Linked DNA regions of Homo sapiens: region 1 is linked to region 2. Evidence: chromatin contacts called from ENCODE Hi-C or POLR2A ChIA-PET data. All regions are on one chromosome and are shown on one strand. Each heading gives the region's core, a stretch centred on a gene start or an enhancer-like site at or near the end of the contact. The rest is flanking DNA. Distances are from core to core; before and after follow the strand shown. Region 1 holds the start of LINC02119 (long intergenic non-protein coding RNA 2119). Region 2 overlaps WDR70 (WD repeat domain 70).

What was found. A loop is a pair of places that touch in the nucleus more often than their neighbours do. ChIA-PET counts read pairs that join two places held with the same protein, here RNA polymerase II (POLR2A).
Region 1: a loop to region 2 is called in a map of HepG2, with 10 times the contacts of the local background. The contact joins the promoter of LINC02119 here to the enhancer-like site in region 2. A Hi-C loop is called at or near these places in 1 of 168 maps with a recorded cell type or tissue (HepG2). POLR2A ChIA-PET finds 5 or more read pairs at or near these places in 1 of 52 experiments (WTC11).

The regions. Positions count from the first base shown.
Region 1 is chr5:38,144,110-38,150,643 of GRCh38, forward strand. LINC02119 (long intergenic non-protein coding RNA 2119) reads left to right here and starts at 4,371. Exons shown (of 2, transcript NR_134272.1): 1 at 4,371-4,492. All of the region lies in intron 2 of LINC02107 (long intergenic non-protein coding RNA 2107), which reads left to right. RefSeq lists a silencer at 3,958-4,252.
Region 2 is chr5:37,713,599-37,720,138 of GRCh38, forward strand. All of the region lies in intron 13 of WDR70 (WD repeat domain 70), which reads left to right. Among named protein-coding and RNA genes, the nearest start is that of GDNF-AS1, 120 kb to the right of the region's middle. RefSeq lists a silencer at 3,989-4,283. Within about 2 kb of position 4,118, at least 7 of the 41 ENCODE cell types and tissues checked have a DNase peak (open chromatin) inside an H3K27ac peak, as active enhancers do.

The DNA of each region.
Region 1 (6,534 bases), core at 3,121-5,620, 430 kb after region 2:
CATTCTGGCTGATGAGTAGTTCTTCCAGAACAATATGGGGCTCCTGCCTTGTCCTGGGTGAGGCATATGACTTGTGCTACTTCTCCAGCAGCCGTGAAGAACTTCCATTCCAATATTCATATTCACATTGCAAATCTATTTGAGTTCTGCTGTGAGTCTGGGCACCATAAAAACAGGGAAGAGCAATCTGTGGTAGCAGCACCACTAGGGACAGCCTCCAGCTGTTTGTGGCATATAGGAACATTCGAGAGGGAGGACACACTCAATAAATCTTAGTAATGAGTTGAAAGTTGCCCACCTCCTTCCAAAAGTCTTTGAGTTGCATCTGCTCTACATTTCTACCTCCTTCCTCTTTCTCTATTTCCTTTCTGCCTAGAGCCTTCCATTATCCTGAGCTTTGCTATAAAATCATCAAAGGTTCATAGTTACCTAAACCTACTCTAGGCTGGGCCGATGTTCCTCTGATGTACTGTACTGTGTTCTCTGAATTGTAAAATATGTTCATGATTAACCCAAAACTAGACTGAAAGTACCTACGATTGGGGGAAAAATAAAAGGTCATTTCTTAAAAGGGTAGCTGGAGGCTGGATGGGAGAATGCTGTGACAAGGGGCTATGGGGAGGAAAACTCTCCCAAGGTGCGAAGAGCCCCTGAGGCAGGGGTCGAGAGATGGGAGGGACAGCTGGGCACGCCCTCAGTCAGAAATGCCCAAGGCGGTGTCTGAGCACTGTGCTTCCTGACGTCCCTACATGTCCCCCTAGATCCTGAGGACTAGAAGCTGCTATATATGCTGCCGGCCTCAGAAAAGAGATGCCAGGTATTGCCATTGCTATTGAAGTGCTTATGATTATGTTAGAAGTTGACTTTTGGGCTGAGACCTCTGGAGTTGTGTGTGGTAGGCATGATGGAAAGAAGGGGATGCAATCCTATCATTTCTCATAAGATCAAGAAAAGCATCTGTGTAACAGAAAGATAACGTGAGCCACATGGCTCATCTTCATTCTTCTAGTAGCCCTATTAAGAACCTAAAAAGATATGGGTGAAATAAATTTTAATAATGTAGTTATTTAACCCTATATAGCCAAAATATTATTTTAACATGTAATCAATATAAAATGTTAAGGAGATACTTTGTAAATGTTTTGGGTACAAAATCTTCAAAATCTGCTGTGTATGTTGTACTCACAGCACACTGTAATTTAGACCAGCTACATTTCAAGTGTTCAGTAGCCACACGTGGCTGGTGGCTCCTGTATTGATCAGAAGCACTCTAGGAAGATCCATTGCTTCAACATATCACGGCTGCTTTCATCCATCTTCACCCTGCCTCTCTCTCTCTGACCATTCTGTAACCTCTCCCTTCCTTCCTTCTTTCTACTTGCCCCCATTTTCCCTAACTCCTTTCCCAGTACTCCCCACTCTTTCTTTGCTCCTTTTCTTTCTTATGTCAGTGACTTTTTCACTGGATAGTAGAGCCAGAAAGAAAGGAACAAAAAGAGCTTACTTTTGTGCTAGAATAGAAGAGATACAGGAGCAAACAGTATGTAGTTCTAGCCCAAACCATACCAAATCAAGTTCCAGGAAGAAATAACATTGCTAAGTAAATTTTGTTTGGAAAGGAGGTCATTAAATTAATTTAATTCATAATAAAATAAGAAACACTAACTATTCTCTATGATTTAATGACTCTATGCACACGTGTATCAAATTTTCCAACAGTAGCCATACCAGATTTCTTTCAGTGGCATAGAATCTATTTAATTGCTTGATCTTTGTAAACTAGCATCCAAGCTCATGCAGAATGTGTGGGAAGCATTCTCAGATGCTACACTTCTCTTTGCCACCGAAAGCCTCACCGACTCATATCCCTGTTTCTCAGAAACAGGAATAAGGAGATACAGTCACACACTGCATAATGATGCTTTGCCCAGTGATGGTCCACATGTAGGACGGTGGTCTCATATGAAAAAACCAGTAGGGAACAGTGGCATGTGCCTGTAATCCCAGCTACTCAGGAGACTAACATGGGAGGATCACTTGAGCTCAGAAGTTTGAGGCTACAATGAGCCACAACTGTGCCACTGCACTCCAGCCTGGGTGACAGAGCAAAACTCTGTCTCAAAAAGAAAAAAAAAAAGAAAAAGAAAGTCTAGCACAACTATTATGCATTGTACATGTACATAATACTTAAAAATGATAATAAACAACGTTACTGACTTATACATAATTTTCATCACTATTTTAGAGTACTCCTTTTACTTATTTAAAAAAAAAACTGTAAAACAGCCTCAGGAAGGTCCTTTAGGAGGTATTCCAGAAGAAGGCATTGTTATCGTAGGAGACAACAGCTTCACGCGTGTAACTGCCTCTGAAGACCTTCCAGTGGGACAAGATGTGGAAGTGGAAGACAGTGATATTGATGATCCTGACCCTGTGTAGGCCTAGGCTAATGTTTGCATTTGTGTCTTAGTTTTTAACAAAAAAGTTTAAAAAGTAAAAAAGAATTTAATAGAAAAAAGCTTATAGAGTAAAGATATAAAGAAAGAAAATATTTTTGTACAGCTGTACAATGTATTCGTGTTTTAAGCTAAACGTTATTACAAAAGAGTCAAAAAGTTAAAAAAATTAAAAAGTTTATAAAGTAAAAAAGTTTCAGTAAGCTAAGGGTAATTTATTATTGAAGAAAGAAAAAAATTTTAAATAAATTTAGTGTAGCCTAAGTGTCCAGTGTTTATAAAGTCTACGGTTGTGTACAGTAATGTCCTAGGCCTTCACATTCACTCACCACTCACTCACTCACTCACCCAGAACATCTTCCAGGCCTGCAAGCTCCAATCACGGTAAGTGCCCTATACAAGGGTACCCGTTTTAATGTTTTATACTGTATTTTTACTGTATCTTTTCTATGTTTAGATTCAAAAATGCTTACCATTGTGTTATAATTGCCTACAATATTGAGTACAGTAACATGCTGTACAGGTTTGTAGGGTAGGAGCAATAGGCTATACCTTATATCCTAGGTGTATAGTAGGCTATACCATCTAGGTTTGTGTAAGTACACTATGATGTTCACACAAGGACAAAGTCGCCAAATGATGCATTTCAGAAGGAATGTATCCCTACCATTAAGTGACGTATGACAATAGTTTCTTTTCCCCTCTTCCCTCCTCTTTGATGTTGAAGAATGGCTTGGCAGAGCCTGGAGGTCAGTCACATAATGAAATGGTTGACTCCTAACTCTAAGATGTGGATTTCTTTGGTACAGAGAGCTGTTCTTCAAAGTCTTAAATATACAAGAATCCCAGCTTGGGCTCCCAGAGATATTAGGTGTTTTTCTCACCTCCTTATTTCCCTCTTGTTCAATAGTATTCACTATTCCATTGTGAAGTCTCCCCCAGGTCATTTTTGGTTGATTCTGGGCATCTTTCTTGATCATCCCAGCTCTTCCCACTGGTTGGGATACACTAGGAGCTTTTCCAAAATTTGATCTTGGGCTCTGCTATACCGGCATGCTGCCTCAAACAGACAGTCCCTTGACTTACCATAAGTCAATTCCATTGTCCAGCTTCTTAAATAGAAATCATTTGGTCGTTTTAATATTTTGACTGCTCATTCCTGCATTTATATATAATTATGCTTAGACTGCCTTTTTCTACCATGTGCAAATTCAACATGAAAACACTTCTCTCTTTAGCTTTAGCCTCACTGGCTATGCTGAGCCAAAGCTTTTGTTTTCTGTCTAGCTTATCCACCACCCACTTCATTTGACCTTATAAACATGTTTAAATAGATTTCTCGGATAATGACCATTCTAGCTGGCAACTTCCCGTTTAGATATTATAGCAGGCACAGTGCAAATTAGAGGGCAGAGCAAAAGCACTAAGAATCATGAGACCCTGGATAAATATAGTAGACCCGCTCAGCCTCATAGGACAAGGCTGGGTTCTTACCCCAGTTTACCCACTGACTCAGGGGGTGACTCTGGGGAAGTCCGAGTAAAACAATCATTGGTTTCATCTACTGGTGACTCAGTCATGTTGATCTCGATAAATGGGGGCAAAAGAAGGAGTCCGCTGTCACGGAGACACCTCATTTCCATCCTGGATATTTCACTGTTCCCTGGGTTGGCCTCTGAGTTCACTGGGAGGAAAACAAAGATGCCCTTTGTGCACTATTGAAGGCAGGCTGGGGCAACTGGCCGTATCAGCAATGAGAGGAATCTTTTAAAGGTTAGCAGATGGGCAAATAGGAAGAGCTGTTCAACCTGATATTAAAAGGTTGCGTTTCAAAGGTGGCTTTGTTCAATTCGGTGTTATCTTGCTTTAATATTTTCCACTGCTCTGCGATTTTGCTAATAGACCGTTCCACCAGTGATGAGAGCATTCAGTGAGAGCCTGGTGTTCTGCTCAGTACCAAGTGCAGCACTTTCACATGCTTGATGCTCAATGAATGTTGAAGGAGAGAGTGAATGGATACAGAGCTGAATGAGTAGGTATGGTTACATTGTAAATGGCCTTGCTCACATTCTTTGACAGCAGCTTTCTTTGCTGACTTGATTTTCCAAATGTCAGAATTGTCAAATCTGAGCTTCTTCAAGTTTTCTTTCTTTTCCTGATTTCTAGAGTAAGGGTTGGTTTAGTAAGCATTTTCAGTGACTCTCTGATCATCTGATGGGTCTTTTAGATTCAGCTATTTGCAGGAGATCATATTTTTGTGACCTAGAAGGGAAATTTTTTTGGATAAATTTTCATGAGTCTTTATTAAATAAACTTAGCATATCCTCCTTCCTCATTCCATAGAAATAGATCTCCATACTTTCTGAGTTGGAATAAGGAAATGAAATAATATAATATATAAAGTTGTACAGTAATTTGATGAGCAACTAGATTAATTGTTCTTCAAAATGCAGAAAATAAACCAGTATACTAAAGGAAAAATGCAACTTGCAAAATAAATTACTGTATAAAAAAACTTAAACATTCATATTTTTCCCTTTGAGGGAGAAGAGGCAACTTCAGATGGGTGAATGACATCATTGTTGACTAGTTAATAAAATCATCTTATATAATATAGTTCTTATACACTTTTTTTGTTGTCCTGAATACCTTTACGTCCTGATAAAAATTGCTTGAGGCATGAGGAACAAGTGTTCGGTACTCTTTGAAGAGATGTGGTAACTAAGCATTGGGGGTTGGCCTTGTTGCCTAAGATCACACAGTTTGCAGCTGAACTGAAACTAGAAACCGGGGATGCTGGATCAGAGTCCAGTACTCTTTAGAATATTAGAAAGAAGGAAAGTCAGCTGGGTGCGGTGGCTCGCACCTGTAATCTCAGCTCTTTGGGAGGCTGAGGCAGGCAGATCACTTGAGGTCAGGAGTTTGAGACCAGTCTGGCCAACATGGTGAAACCCCGTCTCTACTAAAAATACAAAAATTAGCCAGGAGTGCTGGCACATGCCTGTAATCCCAGCTACTTGGGAGACTGAGGCAGGAGAATTGCTTGAACCTGGGAGGGGGAGGTTGCAGTGAGCCGAGATTGGGCCATAGCATTCCAGCCTGGGCGAAGAAGCGAGACTCCATCTCAAAAAAGAAAGAAAGAAAGAAAGTCAGATGCACAAAATATGAATGGAAGAAGAGCTAATAATAATGAAATGTTTTTGGTAGGGTTTACCTCAATGAAAAGCAAAATCACCTCCACTATTTTCTCCCAATTGAATGAAATGTTCTAAGTATCAATCTAGGAGTTCCATAAAAGCAAGGACTGTGCCTCCTTCAGATCTCCTGGATCTAACCCAATTTCTCATGTAGTAGGTCCTAAACACATGCTTGATGAATGAATAGATAACTTTCCACAATGTCTTCTGTTGTTAGCTCCTTCTCTTATCCCTTAATAATCCTTTCACATATTTCCTCCCTCTGGGTGGACCATAAGTCAACTTCAAGATTAGACATGTGGCATAACATCATTGTGAATACATATTTATTGAGCACAGTGAGGAAGCAAGAGTTGAAGCAAGGGTTATATTTGTCTTCTTGGATTCCACTCCTTCATAAATAAAGAAAACACAACTAGTAGAACTTTTGGGGTTGAAGAGACTTTAGAGATCATGTAGTATATTTCCTTCAGCTGAAGTGCAAAGGTATGAAATGGCTAAGGAAGGCCTCATAAGGAGATGGGAGCAGTGCTGATATGAGATTGGCATCTCCCAAATTCCAGTCCCGTGTTTGTTCTAATGCACCACCTCTTGCCTTTCTGGTGCATGTGTATATGTGTATATATCTATATCCATATCCATATCTATAGCTATCTTGAAATGAGTTGGTCATTCTTGTCTAAATTTGAGTAACATCAAGGTCCCCGAAATTCAACAGGAAGGGTAACATATATTGCAAATGGTCTCTTTTCAATGAAATATGTTTTTGATTAGTATCTTATCAACAGTTTTCATAAGCAGTATAAGAAATGAAAATGATCACGTAGCACTAGTTGGACATTCACTTTGACTGCTTGTCAATCATTAAGTGTTCATTCACA
Region 2 (6,540 bases), core at 2,868-5,367:
TGTTATATTTACTTATTATTATTAGGTAATACTTATTCACTAGGGAGAAACATACTTCCTCTATAAAATATAAAAAAAGAGAACTTGATTTGTAGATGTTTAAAAATGTTCAGAATGATACTATTCTTTTCATAATGTGTAAACAAATAATACAGTAATGACTAGAGCTCCATTGTCTAACCCTAGCACCGTATCACATCCCACTGATGGACCAAGTGAAGGACTTTATGTCTTGTAGGATTTTCTGACAGTTTTTCTCCCTCAGCCTGAATCTGATGAATGATCTTTGGTAACAAGTTTTCCAGCTGTTCTATCAGAATTCTGGCCAAACTTTCACAATTATATATAGTGTGGGGAAGAACAAGTTCTATAATTAAAATGCATCCCGGGATAGTATTTTTCCTTTTTGGAAATGATAGATAGTGGTCTTGTAGGAGGATGGGTTGTGAGACCCCCAAAGGACTGAATAAAAGAGTATGATATTTAAAACATCTTTACCTGTACTATAGTAAGATAAATAATATTTTACATATCCTGCGTAGTTCGTCTATACAGGAAGATTCAGCTTTTCCTGTGTTTTCTTGGTTTTACATACTTAATGATTTCCAAGATCTGATTACATATATTTCTTATCTAGCAGTTAGAGATTTAAAAAGTTTCATGCATTACTGTTTTATTTATATAAACATAGGATTGATGGTCATTATCTTTATGCCTATCTCTGTTGATAAATGAAGAAATGTAAAGGAGCCCAGGTCTGTGTAGACCAAACATAGAAAAACCAGGTGGAGTTGGGTTTACACTGTGGGTCTTAAATGAAGAGAAATAGCCATATAGTGCTTCCCATGCCTTCTCACAACCTGGTCTCCATAATAAATGATAATATGTCATATAAACAGATAAGGCTCCTCTTCTCTAGAAATGACTAGCCCCAGTGCCCCAGGCTCCTCTTAGGCATGAGGGGCTCCATATCTTGATACACCTACCATATCTTGGTATCCCATTCTGTGCCCACCAGTGGGAAGCTCTGCTGCATCTAAGTGGATCCCATGAGGTGGGACCTCTGGGGTCATTTGCCTTGCAGGACGACCACCCACCTGGGTCACTCACCCTGTGGACTCCTGTTCCCAGTCTCCTGTTTGTTTCCTACTCACAGACTATCATTAATAAGAATAATTACCAGACTTTCTTCAGTCTTTACTTATGCCTTCTTTGCCTTCACAAATTCTTCTCAAGTAACAGGGTTGGAGCAAACTTTTACTGTTTTGAATTAGATGAACAAAATTGTATTTAATTTTACTTCCCAAGAGACCTTCCATTTTCTCTGAGAACTTTTTCTCATGATGAAATTCTTTAAGCAGGTTTATTATCAGATACAGATGGGATTCATTTAGTGCCAAGGATGACTACCAGGTTCCAGATTTTTGCTGCTTTAGTGGTTACCTTTATTTTATAGCACAGACTGTAAATGAGTTATTTTAGTAAAAGCATTTTCCATGAGTTTTCTGGGAATTAATTTGATAATTAGATGCCAGTTTTTAAAATGCATAATATATGCATCTGTATCAAATGTGTATGACAGGTGCAAAGCAACACTTTCCCTTACTTGGTTTTTCTGCAGCAGCCCCCACATTTATGAAAGTACTATGGCATTTTTTCTTTTCACCATTGCACTCCTATCTGGCCTATTAGAGAATTTTTCAGGATAGGGAAGGGAGAAGATTGAGAAGATTTCTGGCAAAAAAAAAAAAAAAAAAAAGACAGTTGCCACAAGTCTGGCCCATGGTAGAATTTCCTTGGAACTGGAGGAATGTGGAGGAGGGGAAAAGGAGAGGCATATGCTCACTTAGCAAGATGTGTAGAGAAAATGTCTGCCTTTAAACTTTTCCATTGAGGGGATATCTGTAGAGATCAGGAGGTGGTGATGAGTCTTAGTTATTGGAGACTGGGGCTTACTCACCATGTTTGCTTCCTGAACTTCAGAGGGATGAAGCCAAGTCTTGTGGCCCATGCATGTGGCAAGGCCATCCCAAGTTTGAGAAAAGCAAGGCTTTGGGAGAGAGTGGAGGGAACAAAGACAGGACAAATAGCCTGGAAAAGTTGAAACAATTCCCATTTTACTCTCATACTTCCCTGGCCCAATATTTTAATATAGAAAACAGTTTTTCTTTCTCTGTGAAGAATATCTTGGGCTTGTGGAAGTCTGAAGAAAGTTCTTTCTCCAGTATTTTTTTTGTTTTTATCTGTTTTCTTTTTATTTGTTTTGGGTTCACATCTTGATCTTCTTTCTTAGTGTCTGGAATCTGCACACACAAACACACACACACGCACACACACACACCCATTCAAATGTGTTGGATAGTCCCAAGGATGTCTGTAACTCTAAGACTGCCTCTATACAAGTCTGCAAAATTGTGTAACAGACTCCTTCACGGACAGGTGTCAGGCTTTTCATTTGAAAATTGTGAAAAATGCTTGTTCAGGGAATCACTGCATTAGCTTATCCATTCTTGTACTATATGACAAAAACCAAACGTGAAAAAACCAGATGGAGTTTGGTTTACAGTATGGGTCAGCAGCTGTGGAGGATCCGGAAATGGAGTTTCAACATAATCATGTTTAAGGTATAAAGTTATGAAGGCTGTTGGCTTTCTTTTAGCATGTAGAATAAGGGCGTTGTTTAGATATGTGCATTGCAGATCCCTAAGATGTTACGCAGGCATTGATTTCTTTTATAGTAACATTTGTGAACTGGGAACTAGTGGGCTTTTTAAAAAAATGATTTTAGTAATAACTCCTTTTTAATACAAACTTGCTAAGGTTTCTACTGGGTTAGGTGGGTTTGGATATGATTAAATGTCAGCTACCTTCTTTCTGCCCCATCTTTCCAAATAGGGCTTTGCATGGTTAAGTAGTAAGGGAATGAACAGTGGAGTTGGAGAAACCTGCTTATTGACCCAGCTCCTCTATGTGCGAGTTATTATGTGACCTTGGGAAAGTTACCACTCTCTACAGCCTCAGTTTCTTCATCTGTGAGATGGGATGAGATTATTAATTTTGTAGTATTTGTGAGGACTCAATTATATTAAATAATATAAAGTTCCAGTACCTAATAATTCCCTTTCTACCATGTCCTAAAATGTAAATCATTTCTCTCTTTGGTTTCCTTCTCCTCCTCCCCTTATTTGCTTCCCTGGTTCCTCTAAAAGTAAACAAAATAACCACAGAAATAAATTATTTGGAAATTTTTGTGGTCTTTTCACTTTTGCTAAGGGGTAATTCCAAAATTCCTATTTTGGAATTTTGACACTGCTAGCTCGACATCGTGCTCTCTTTCTCCCCGGCCTACCCCTCTCTTTTTTCTTTGGTCTCTGCAGAGAAGAAAAAAATCTCTCTGTTGAGCACATTAAGGTCTTGTAACTCCTTCTAGTCATGCTTATGGTCTCCTATTCCAGTTCTTGTCTCTTATTTTTGGGCAAATTTGTGGTTACCCTCCACTACCAAATTAAAGGGTTAAAATGAAAATGGGCTTTGGTTTAAAAGAATAAGCTTCATTTTGTGCTGAAATGTAAAGTTCAACTTTGGCAGCTAGAGGAAGCCATTAGTGAACCCACATGTTTTAGGAAATGAAGTAGATTAGTGTAAGAATAAAACACTTTGTCAATTTAATTAAGCAAATAAGTTTATTAAAATATGCAGACTAATTTCAGAACCTAGTTCTTTGCACTGCAGTGGCCTTCTGCCATTGGAATCTCATGATATAATGTGAGGGCTTTCTCTTTGATTCTGTAGATCTCATGTCTTGATGTTCCTTCCTGGTTCTCTGGTCCTTTTATTCAAATGTGCTCTCTATGCTTTATTTGCTGCATTTCTCAGTGACTCCTTAGGTCTGAATGTGTCACGCTCCCAGTAAAGAAGCACTTCTTCAAGAACAGGATGAAGAAAGTTTGGGGTGGTTGGTTGATCGAGGGATTGTACTCTTTCTAAGTATTTATAGCTCATCTGTCTTCTGATGTTGGTTCCTTAGGCTTCTAGCAGGCACGTGTCGCATTGTTGTTAAGCAAAGCCGGTATGTATGTTTGACAAGTTAGCAGCGTGGCAGCTCAGCTTGCTTCCCAGCCCTGCCGCAGTCTCAGGGATTGTTTGGTTTGGCAGGTAGCCAGCTCTCTGCTATAAGATGCATTTCCTTGACAGGATAAAATGTGGAGCCGCATTAGCTGCAAAGTTTACAAAGGTTAGCTAAACACACACAATAAATATTAATAAACAAAAAAGGCCCACCCACCTTTGGCTTTAAATTTTGTTTCTTCATTTCGTGTTTTAGAATCCTTGTAGTATTTGATTAATAACTGGTCTTAGGGTAATTGAGCCTTAAGTATCCTCTGCCTAAATCAGATTGCTCACTGGCCTCTCATTTGCTGCTTAGTGACTCATTGCCACAGTGCATGGGGCTCTGGAATGACTGTTTAGTTTAAGGGGTCTTATTTGCCTCTCCCTGTTTCGGCATGAAAGGAGGGTAAATATGCTTCTCTGTAAGAACATATACTAATCAGCTATATGTGTGTGTAAAGGCTCTGGAGGGTACAGGATGTGAACAGGAATAGAGGTGAGGTGTCCTTGGACTCCCTGGAAAGCAATTGGACCTTGGTCTGTTGGCTTGGGCAGTTGCCTCTCTCTAACATTTACACCCTCAGTGAAGAGGGAGAGAGTAACAGTAACCTGCTGCCCCTGGAAACTGCCTGTTTGGCTGGATGTCTTGGAATTTATCAGGCCTACATTGTGGATCTTTTCCAATTCTGCACCCTGCTCACTTGAAAACATATTTGAGAACTAGTAATCTTAGACTGCTGAGCCAGACCTCTAGAGAACCAAGAAAGAGAAATAACTCTAATACTGTGCCCTTAATATTGTCCTGGGCCATTTATGGGTGGCTGAGATTTCTGAAAGCCTTTGACAGCCGCTTTCATTATTCTGTGATTCATGTACATTCTCTCTCTCTAGGACCACATTAGGAGGAATCTAACCCTGCTACATTTGTAGGATACCTGAGTATAATAATGATATGAGGAAATCAAATTATTTCTCATGGAGTAATGATTTTAATTTGAAAATTGTCTCCAGCTCTACCTAGCAAAGCAATCCATTTAGGCATGGGTGAACTGTAGCTTTTAATTCATTCCTTTGGTGAACATTTTTTGAGCACCAGACACTAATCTAGGCACTTGGGATATGTTGCCAAACAAAACTGACTGAGATCTTTGCCCATGAAATATGTGTTCTAGTGGGGAAGGCAGACAATCAGCATCATTAATAAATAAGTTATATATTATATTAAAAGATGATACATGCTATAAAAAAAGAAAAGCAGACTAAGGGGAGTTCTGGGGCACAGTTTTAAATTGGGTGGTTTAGATAGCAATGACATTTAAGCAAAGACTAAAAGAGATGAGTCTTGGCTCAGATGGATTTCTTCTACATAGGGTTTCATAAACATGACTTCATGAAGTTATGTTTGTGACTCTCCTTATGTTTCCATATACCTGGCTGTGGCCATCTGGGAATTTCCAGTGGTCTATCTCAAATTAGTCTCAGTGGTGGAGCACCTAGAAGCTGCACTTTGTAGACCATGAGCTATTGATATACTTAATTACATCTTCCCAACCAGGAGCAATTTTATTAGGAGAAAATGTGACTTTTATATGTATGCATTATAAACTAGGTTTTACAAGCATAGGTACAAAGCAACAACAACCCCCCCCCCAAAAAATACCCAAACTATCAAATTAAATATATCTTATTTTTTCAAGTTTTTCTGTTAATATTTACTCACTATTATATTTGTTTTATCATCTTTTAGAACTTGCTAGCCTGGGTAGCAGGCACCATAGATTTGAGAAAAATTGTGGAAAGCAAGCCTAAAGTTGTGAAAACCTGCCCCTTTAACTTAATTTTCCCCCCAGCTGATGGGGAAAACACAGCCATTCTGATTTGATTTTCTCTGTACAATATCCCATTCCTCTTCAGTGGTACATAGGTTAAGAACCACTCTTCTAGAGTAAGTCTGTTAAATCAGATATGAATTAAATAAAAGTCTTGTAGACTCTTTTCAGCTTTCTCCTTAGTTCCTCTGGAATCTCAGGTAAGGGTTTGCAGCCATTTACCTATTTTTTTTTGGCCTATTTTTTTGCCATTCACATGGGAGTCAGAATTTTTATTTCTTTGTTTTTTTCTTTCTTTCTTTCTTTCTTTTTTTTTTTTTTAAGAGACAGAGTCTCACTCTGTCACCCAGGCTGGAATGCAGTGGCACAATCATAGCTCACTGAAGCCTCAAACTCCTAGGCTCAAGCAATCTTCCTGCCTCAGCCTCCTGAGTAGCTCGGACTACAGGCGCGTGCCACCATGCCCAGCTGGGAATCAATGTTCTATCAAAAAGGATCTGAGAGATTTCAAGATATTCTGTCTTAACAAAAGAGTGGAATGAGTAGAGACAAGGAACCAAAGAAATTCAGCCCAAAGTAGATTTAGGAGACGTAGTCATGA